Linked DNA regions of Homo sapiens: region 1 is linked to region 2. The links are chromatin loops, found by intact Hi-C in ENCODE. Cell type or tissue: endothelial cell of umbilical vein. All regions are shown on one strand.

What was found. A loop is a pair of places that touch in the nucleus more often than their neighbours do. Peaks named below come from ENCODE experiments on the same cell type or tissue, not always from the same donor. Only the 100,000 strongest peaks of a DNase experiment are listed, where the experiment ranks them.
Region 1: a loop joins it to region 2, with 8 times the contacts of the local background. A loop is called at or near these places in 13 of 110 quality-filtered maps.

What each region holds. Positions count from the first base shown.
Region 1 is chr2:219,116,875-219,121,874 of GRCh38, forward strand. The region is part of intron 5 of NHEJ1 (non-homologous end joining factor 1); the gene reads right to left. Among named protein-coding and RNA genes, the nearest start is that of NHEJ1, 41 kb to the right of the region's middle. In endothelial cell of umbilical vein, a CTCF peak has its summit at 2,762 (motif pointing left); a DNase peak (open chromatin) is centred at 2,747.
Region 2 is chr2:218,977,818-218,982,817 of GRCh38, forward strand. It overlaps FEV (FEV transcription factor, ETS family member), which reads right to left. Exons shown (of 3, transcript NM_017521.3): 3 at 3,270-4,439. The coding sequence ends at 3,850. LINC00608 (long intergenic non-protein coding RNA 608) reads left to right here. Exons shown (of 2, transcript NR_024385.1): 2 at 1-105. Among named protein-coding and RNA genes, the nearest start is that of LINC00608, 4.0 kb to the left of the region's middle. RefSeq lists an enhancer at 2,168-2,267. In endothelial cell of umbilical vein, a CTCF peak has its summit at 2,332; a DNase peak (open chromatin) is centred at 2,354; H3K27me3 peaks cover 1,763 bases.

The DNA.
Region 1 (5,000 bases), 140 kb after region 2:
TCCTTTGTTGATTTAGTTCAGGCAACTTGGAGGAGGGACAGGAAGGGCTAGGGCAAACATGTCACAGCCTGCAGTGAATAGAGCCAACAGAAAGGAGAGGCAAAGAACAGAGCTGAGAGGAGAGGAAAAGAGGAGAGGCCTCTCTTCCCATCCCACAACCTGGGCTCCATCCAACACAAAGTTAATTCCTAACCTCGGCTTCACCACCCTGCCCACTGCTTGCATGATTTATCCCCCTATCTGCCTGCATCGCCTTTACAAGCCTCCCAGCCCTGCAGACCATTATAAAAGCTGTCTGTGCTACTGGCTCGACCTGGCCTGGCCCAGGCTCCTGCCACGGTAACCCTTCTCCACCCCTTCATTTTACAAGCCTTCCACCATCATGGAAATCTGAAATCCCACGAAAGAACAGTAAACATCGCAGGGAAAAGAAAATACCTAGCCAGGCTACTCTGGACAGCAGAGTCCCAAACAGACTGATGTCTCTAAGCCAGGGATGAAGGCCTCTAGGCAACAGTGAGCTACCTTCTTGCCTGGACTCACCTGGTCAGTAACAAAGAGATGCACACACAGATGCCAATTCTTCATGGGGCACAGCCAAGAATCCTGGTGCCCTGGGAGTTCCCAGGCTCAGAGAATCAGCCAGAATGTTGGGGAAACGCACAAGTAAACACAGGTGTCAGGTTCAGAGAACCATGTGGAAATGTGAAATTTTAAATAACAGAAAGAGACTAAACATTTTTCAAACCACGAACTCAGAATCAGATCTGTCGCCTTCTTATGGGCTCCAAAGGGAAGTGACATGGTGTAGTGGAAAGAGCATAGGCTTTCAATTCAGCTGACTGGGTCTGAAAGCTGGCTTCATCACTTATTTATTAGCTGTGCGACTTTGGACAACTCATATTTTCTGAATCTCAGTTTTACTCTGTATCATAGAAAAATACCAACTTGTAAAAAGGTTGTGAAGATTAACGATAAGATTTATAGCCAGGATGCCTGGCATACAATAGGTACAAAAAGTTGTAGCTATTACTGTTATTTGGGATGTTAGACATCCTAAAATGGGGGTGTGGTAAGGGTGGACAGGTCCTATTCCTTCTCCATGCAAATACAGCCTTTTTAATAGGTTTCCCCTTTATTCTATGCAGTTCCCTTTCTACACCAGATTCCACTGTTTGATCTCCTGGCTAGGGAAAGAGCCAAAGATAATTTCCTAGGGGAGTATTCTTTCCTACCCATTGCCATGAGGACCCCTGCCCCTTCATGACTTTGAACTCACATAACCTAGCTCTACTCCTGGCCCTTCTTACTAGGCCCACATTGGCTTCTTCAGCCTCAGTTTATAAAGGCTCTTCTTTCTCTTCAGACTCCTCAAGAGAACCTGCCAGCACCCAATGGATTTCATTCTTTTCACGAAATGTTGGGCTGCCCTACTACAACAGACCCTAAGCCAGAAGTGAGGGTTCATACCTTCCTGAACTAACATAGTGGAGAATGGACACTAAGGAATTCTCCAGTCTCTGGGGTCCAAAATGCTCTGCCAAGGAGACTGAGTGCTCCCCAGAGCTCCGTTATTCACTTGGGGGTAGGCAGTGGGAAGATGGAGGGGGAGGGACAGGGAGGGCAGGAAGAGAAGAGAGCCTTGATTCAGGGGGCCAGACTGAGTCTGCTACAGGCCAGGCTCCGCTGAGGTTTCTCGGGTGAAACACGCCTCTGTGATGGCTGTGTCTGTAAAGCGGATGGAAATGCCCATAAAGCCGTATCAAACCCTGTGCAGAGAAGGACAGGGATATATATAGAACCAGGAACCAAAGGGGCCACAGGGGATTCAGGCGGACAGCTCCGCCCAGCCCTTAAACCCGCCCCAGGGAAGGGGGAGGCCCAAGGAACAAGCTGAAGGAATGAAGGCTGGAGACAGCCCGGCGGGCTTATGAAGGGAGTGGGGAAATTAGGGGCGTCAGAGACAATGCTGGAAGAGAGCTAATGACTGAGCTGTGGGAATCAATGGCGGCTGGTGGGAGCTGGGGCCCGCTCCAGCACACAGACAGATGCTAAAGGGCAGACTCTGAGTTTCAGCAGATCCTGGGGGGACTTGAACCATCTGCTTTGGTGTCCCACAGTCTTGACAGTGCTCTGCTTCCTTCTCAGGACCAACAAACCTCTAACAAACCACTTTCCCTGTCTTCCTCTGCATCCCAACCAGTACCTGCAGTTTAAATTAGTCGAGGAGCCGATGTTCTCCATGCCTCACTCCCTTAACCCCACTCCCAGTCTCCCGGAGAAATAAGAGTTGGGGGCAAGTGAAAAAAAGAAACCTATCTGTAAAGAAGTGTCCTGAAGCAAGAAAAGTATTTCAAGATGGAAATCTGTCAAAAGACAGAAACAAATTCACAGAAAAGAAAAAGAGGCTCACAGAATGAGACAATAGTGTAGAAACTATGGCATCTGGTGGAATTGGCCCTAAAGGAGTCTTGCCAGGGACAGAAAGTGAACTGTCTTCCACTCTGGATTGCTGGGATCCCCCTCTCCCCATCAACCTTCCTGTCAAATCAAGACGTTAAGGGTAGAGATTCCAGTGATGGGGAGCTAGAAGACATTAAGCCCACAATAATTTCTTACCTGAGCAACAGCCAGGGTAACCAATCCCCCACTCCCCCATCCCTATTTCAGAAGAGAATCCCTCCCCCTCACAAACCTGAGTCCTCCCCGCCACCCTGCCCCTGGCCCAGCACAAGTAGGACAATGTTTTGGCGCCACCTGCTGTCCTTTCATGACAACTGAGTAGAACAGATCTTTGAATTGAGTGGACCTCAAGCTACCTTCCTTAATTCACCATAAATCCTAAAGGAATTTAATCTAAGAGAAGAGAAACCATAATTTCTATTAAAGAGAGTATTCCTGTGGAGCACACTGGAGAAATCCAGTGCTCCAATCTTCTCCTGTTTCCTTGGACCCTAACTAGCCAGAACATTCTCATAGGATTTTTATATCCAGTCCTACAGCTCTTTGTGACGTTCCTTCTCCAAGAGTCTGGCCGATTTGAGAAAGACAAATACTCAACAAACCCTTTCTCTACTTAATAGAGTCCACATATTTTGAAATTACTATATCACACTGTTTTGGCTTTCTTGGTTTGGCACAGAAATTCGAATTTAGCACCGAGAGGACATGATCTAGTGTTTGTCATCAAACACTAATGAACGCAGTATCACCCAAAAAGCAATGACTTAGATATATTATGCTGCTGTACCATTCCTATGGTCTTCACTCTGGGCAAACATTCTAATATGTAGTAAGTTCACTGAGCAGTCACTTCATCTCACAAAGATACTTTTTCATTCATTTAACAATTTCTACAGCCCCTATTATATGCCAGCCACAAACTGGAGGTACAGTGGTGAGTGAGTCACACAAGGTCCATACTCTCAGAAAGGCTACATTCTAGGATCATTTATCTGACTCAATAAGGTAGTGTAGCAATTTCTCATTCATCTTAAAGAAAATGTAAGTGAATAGCAAAGATCAAGACAAAAATATAAACAGGCTTTGGAAAAAGGCAAAATGAAGAAATATAAGAAGAAGGAATCAGAATAGGGGGCAATGAATGAGTATATAAAAAAGTGTTAATATTATTCTTTCTGGCTATGTTTTTTCCCTAAACCCCATTCCTGGACCTAACTCTAGGAACTGCATGCCAGTGTCCAAGGTCAGCTTCCTCAGACCTCAAGATTTACAGGTCTTTGTAGAAAGAATGAAGAAGAGGCGATATTTATTCAATACCTAGGATTGCTAGCTTAAATTATATGCAAGTATTTCCCCCAAATGTCAACTTGGGAAATATGTGGGGCTCCATCAAGTATACTGCCATTTGTAGAAGAGAGAAAAGTCTCTGATCGGCCCTAGTATGAGCCAATAAATCTAGGGAAATAGAGAGCCACCAAATCTTAGGGCTAGCCATGTCCTCTCCTAACCTCGTCCTCTAATTGTTCCAAGCAGGACTCTACTATACTGATCATTATGTAAAGAATCTTAAAGAAACAGCTCAGGTACAGTGGCTCATGCCTGTAATCCCAGCACTCTGGGAGGCTGAGGTGGGTGGATCACTTGAGGTCAGGAGTTCAAGACCAGCCTGACCAACATGGTGAAACCCCATGTCTACTAAAAATACAAAATTAGCCAGGCATGGTGGTGCATGCCGGTGCATGCCTATAATCCCAGCTACGTGGGAGGCTAAGGCACCAGAATCACTTGAACCCGGGAGGCTGAGGTTGCAGTGAGCCAAGAATGCGCCATTGCACTCCAGCCTGGGCAACAAGAGCAAAACTCTGTCTAAAAAAAAAAAAAAGAAATCTAGGAAAGGAGTTCCCAAAGCTTCCCTAGTAACATAATCTAGTCAGGTAAAAATTCTCTCTACTTCAACTACATCCTTATAATTCAAGTTTATCCCTTCTTGTACTATCTTGAGCAAAATGCAGGAAAGCTATTTACTATCCTATATGTGTTAATTTTCCATATTTAAAAGAATGAACTACCATTCAATCTACTCTCTGAATTAAATAATTCCATTGTCCTTGGATTTTTCTTATTTATCCTATGTCCACCTCTTTTATTATTGTTCTGATTTTTTCTATGGGCATTAAGGCCCCCGTGCATCTTTCACACGTGACATCAAAACCTCAAGAGCAGCTGGACACAGTGGCTCATACCTATAATCCTGGCACTTCGGAAGGCTGAGGCAGGTGGATCACTTAAGTCCAGGAGTTTGAGACCAGCCTGGGCAACATGGTGAAACCCCATCTCTACTAAAAATACAAAAAATCAGCTGGACATGCTCCTAGCTACTTGAGAGGTTGAGGTGGAAGGATCAGTTGAGCCTGGGAGGTCGAGGCTGCAGTGAGCCCTGATTGCACCACCACACTCCAGCCTGGGCAATAGACCCTATCTTAAAAAAAAAAAAAATTAAATTAATGAAAATTGTTTAAAAACCTGAAGAGCTCAAC
Region 2 (5,000 bases):
CTACTACTACACTGTGTGTCCTCCACTTGGTCTCTTCCTGAAAGCAACACTGTGCACAATGTTCCTGGGGGCAGACTTATTAAACCAAGTGGACCACTTCCTTCATCTTAGGTGTCACAGCTCCATCAATGCATCCTCAAATCACAATGATTTTTCTGCACTTCACCCTACAGGTTCCTATTTAACGTTACATTGGCTAGGACATTACTCATTTACACACAGGCTCTGCTGAGCCCCATCTTTGCCAAGACTCTGACTTCTGTTGTTTCATTTAAAGATGTAAGAACAGGGCCTCACAGTTCTTCCTAAGGAATTTTACTTTGTGGCTGGGTGCGGTGGCTCACACCTGTAATTCCAGCACTTTGGGAGGCCAAGTCAGGTGGATGACTTGAGGTCAGGAGTTCGAGACCAGCCTGGCCATCATGATGAAACCCCACCTCTACTAAAAATACAAAAATTAGCCGGGTGTGGTGGCAAGCACCTATATCCCAGCTACTTGGCAGGTTGAGGCAGGAGAATCGCTTGAGCCCGGGAGGCAGAGGTTGCAGTGAGCCGAGATCATTGCACTCCAGCCTGGGCAACAGAGTGAGACTCCATCTCAAACAAACAAACAAACAAAAAACAAAAACAACACAAAACAACAACAACAAAAACCAGAAATTTTACTTTGCTACATTCAGCCCATAATTTTTAGCAACCCAGATCTTTCTGGATCCTGGCTGTATCTTCTCAGTGTGTTTCTTCTTCCTCCCAGTTTCCTGACCCCTGCAAATAGGGCTGTAAAGAGGCTCTCTGATGCTGCACCCCCTCCCTCATTGCCACCATGCAAATCACAGAGGACCCCCACCAGGCCAGACTGGCTCACCTGCTTGATGAATGCACCAGCCCACTCTCCCATCCGGGGAGGCCTGTCGGGCATAATGATGTGGAACATACTTGTTTTCTATTCAGCTACGAAAGCAGGGTATTATCAAATTTTAAAAGGCATCGGCCAGGCACTGTGGCACATACCTGTAAAACCAGGCACTTTGGGAGGCCAAAGTGGGTGGATCGCTTGAGCCCAGGAGTTCAAGACCAGCCTGGGCAACATGGCAAAACCCCGTCCCCTCTGCAAAACACACAAAAATTAGCTGGGGATGGTGGCACAGGCCTGTAGTCTCAGTTTCTCGGGAAGTTGAAGTGGAAGGATCACTTGAGCCCGAGAGGCGGAGGTTGCAGTGAGCTGAAATCCCACCACTGCACTCGGCCTGGCAGCCTGGGCAACAGAGAGAGACACTGCCTCAAAAAAAATAAATAAAAGGCATCGAGAAAAGAAAGGGAGGAAGGGAGGATTTTGACAAAAAATTATCAATAGTAACAGTGGCGTCTGTGTAACAGGACTATAGGTTTGGCTTTTTTATTTATTTATTTATTTATTTTTTTGATGGAATCTTGCTCTGTCGCCCAGGCTGGAGTGCAGTGGTGCGATCTCGGCTCACTGCAACCTCTGCCTCCCGGTTCAAGCGATTCTCCTGCCTCAGCCTCCCAAGTAGCTGGGACTACAGGCGCCCGCCACCACGCTCGGCTAATTTTTTGTATTCTTAGTAGAGACGGGGTTTCACTGTGTTAGCCAGGAGGGTCTCGATCTCCTGACCTCCTGATCCGCCTGCCTCGGCCTCCCAAAGTGCTGAGATTACAGGCGTGAGCCACCGCGCCTGGCCCCTTCATGCGTTTTTACACGCTTCATCCAACCAATAGTTCATGGAGGCCTTAGGTGTGTGTTTCCAAATTTTCTATGCTGAGTGTGTGTTCTTTGGAAAACCAGAAAAAATAAAGCGAAAAATAAAATGAAAATGAATAAAGACTCTTTCCCTGGCAAAATTCTTTGGGAAGGGGCGTCAGGCCCACCCCACACCCCCAACTGCTCAGCCTCCCGCCTGCATTGCCCCTTCCTGTGCCCAAGAAGAGGTGTGCGCGTGGAAAAGAATAGCCAGGACAGAGGGGGAAAGGAGAGCCAGGGGCTTGCCTTGAGGAGCAGTTGCCTTGAGGTTGGGGACTGTCCCTTTAGGCACCTTCCCCAGTGTTGTTTTCCTCTAAGCGAAGGCGTTTAAAAACGAATAGAACTTAAGGGCAGTGGCCCTGGTGGGAGGGCGCAGTATTCAGAAGGGCCTCTAGGTGGTGAGGAAAGGGGCCCAGCCAGGAGAATAATCCACTCGACCCGCTTCCCAGGCTTCCAGAGGTCAGACCTGGGATGCAGCGTTCCCCTTTTCACCCTCCTCTCTGAGGGCCAAAGGAGACCTGGAGACGACTGGGTCCTGCAGTCCTCAGTCTGGCCAGGCACTTGCGGTTTGCACTGCGCGGCGCACAAAATCCTCCCCGGCTTAGGTACAAAGCTCTCCCCAGCGTACCCTCCTCCGACCAGCAGAGGGCGCGCACCGCCCGCGAGAAGGAGGTGCAGGAGCTAGACTCCGAGGGGAGGCTGCGAGCCGCAAGCGCAGGAGCCGGGTGGGAGAGAGACCCCTTCTTCTGCAAATGAGGAGGCCGAGCAGAAGAAAGACGGCGACAGATGTTGGGGGGAGGGGACGGTTTGTGAGGGATAGGGAGAGAAAGTCTAAGTGAGAGCAGGACGAGGAGGGGAGGGTGGTTGGGGAAGGGGATGAAATAAAGTGGCTGAGGGAAGGCTGAGGTGGGGTGAAGCTCCGCCAGGAGGGATGAAGGTCGGGATGAGGTGAGGGGCGGGTGGAAGGGTGGGTGAGATGAGGGGGTGGGGTGCGCGTGCGTATTGGGATAAGATGGGGTGAGGGGCGGGTGGAAGGATGGGCGAGAGGGGGAAGATGTGATGTGGGTGCCTGTTAGGATGGGGTGGGGTGAGGGGCGGGTGGAAGGGTGGGTGAGATGGGGAGGGTTGGGTGGGGTGGGAGTGGGGGTTGGGTGCCTACTGGGATGGGGTGGGGTGAGGGTTGGGTGGAAGGGTGGGTGAGATGGGGAGGGTGGGGTGCGGGTGTCTGCTGGGACGGAAGTAGGGATAGAGTGGGGTGAAGGGCAACCGGAAGGGAGTGAGGTGAGCTGGGGTCGCCTGGCAGGGTGGGTATGAGGCAAGGCGGCTCCCTCGGGCTGAGCCCACCATCCAGGCCTCTCGCTGCCTGCGGGCGGCGCCCAAGCCCGCGCCACCCTCCTTCTCGGGACGTTTTCCTTGGCAGTTCTCTGCTCAGGCCCGAGATGAGCCTCTCCCTGCTTTCCCCTAACCACGGGTTCTGGCGCAGCAAAGAACAGAGAGAGAGGAGGCAGCGGAGAGCTCAGGAGCTTTAATGGGGCTGAAAGGGTCAGAAACACACCGGGAGTTTCTCCTGGGAGTGTGGGGACAGGAGGAAGGGGGCCGTGTGTCACGGAGGACGGTGGCTTTCACCAAACCTGCTCAGGTCCCAGGAAGGAGGACCGTGAGAGGCCTCCACGTGCTGAGGTGGGAGCAGTTCCTTGGGGAAGAGCAAAAGTGGGAAAAGATTTGGCACTCGTTAAAGAGTAGTGATATTGAATGGGGCTTCTAGGAGCCAGGCGGAAATGCACTGGAGTGGTGGGGAGACAAGAGAGGTCCACAAATCCCCTCCGGGACCTGGAGACCTAGAAGAAAAAAAGTGAAAGAGGGCGCACATCGCCCTCCTCAGGGGACTGCGGGGTGGGACAGGAGCAAATCTAGTACCAGACAAGGATTGAGGGAGCTTCGGTCCCGTCCCCCTGCTAAGTGCGGCAGGTGGAGTAAACTCTGGATTAGAGGACGGTTGACGGAGGCTCCCGGGCCCTCCCCGGGATGCCGATGGGATCGGGCGAGACTCTAGGCGTGCGGGCGAGGCCGCAGGCACCCGACCGCCCCGTCTAGTGGTAATGGCCCCCCAAGTGCGAGGCTGCGGCCACGGCCCCGAAGGGCCCGGGCGGGGGCTGCAAGCTGGGACTGGGGTAGAGCGCGGCGGTGGCGGCGGCAGCGGTGGCGGCGGGGCCCGGGCCCGGCCAGTAGGAGAAGCCGGCGGGCGCGACCCCGGCCGAGGCGGCCATGAGGTTGAGTTTGGAGAGGCCGGGGAAGGGCAGCGGGGCGAGGCCGGCGGGCAGCTTGTAGAGCGCGCCGTCCTGGGCGGCCGCGGCGGCGGCAGCAGCTGCGGCGGCGGCATGAGCGTGCGCGGGCGGCGGCTGGCAGGCCTGCGCCAGGCCCTGGAAGTCGAAGCGGTAGGCGTAGCGCTTGCCATGCACCTTGCTCATGATGTTCTTGTCGTAGTAGTAGCGCAGGGCGCGGCTCAGCTTGTCGTAGTTCATGTTGGGCTTGCTCTTGCGCTCGCCCCACCGCCGCGCCACCTCGTCCGGGTCCGTGAGCTTGAACTCGCCGTGACCGCCCTCCCACGCGATGCAGCCGGCGTTCGCGCGGTCAGCCAGCAGCTCCAGCAGAAACTGCCACAGCTGGATCTGTCCGCTGCCTGTGGGGAGGGGGGCGGTCAGCCACAGGCGGGAGCGGGGAGGCGGGAACTGGGGAAGAGTGCTGGCGGGAAACTGACCCACCCCGGCAGGAACCGGCACTGGGGGAGGAAAAGTGCAAGTCAAACTGCAGCTGCGTTCGGCGGGAGAGGCCGGCCCCGGAGGGGCTGATCAGCAGAGTGGTGTGTAGCCTTACCGCGCTTTTGCACAATGGAAATGCGGCTTCCACTGAAGAGCACGTAGCTTTCCAGATGCACGGTTTTGTGGAACTTGGGGGTTGGGGGGAAGGGGAAGCATTGCCTCCCCCCACGTGAGCGCAGCGGCGCACCAAGGCACTTGGCTTTCCAAGGCGAGCAAGGACAGATATCCGCCGCCACTCTCCATCTCAGCCGGGCGCCCTTATTTAGGGAAAAGACGCACAACCGTACAGGGCGGCCTTGGGCAGAATGATCGGACTGCCCCATCCCAGCTGGACCACATCCAGAGGTGGGAAGGGACAGGCGTGCAGCAGGACGACCCCAACCACTGCTGGACAAGGCCCAGCTAGTCCCGAGTCCCCAAAG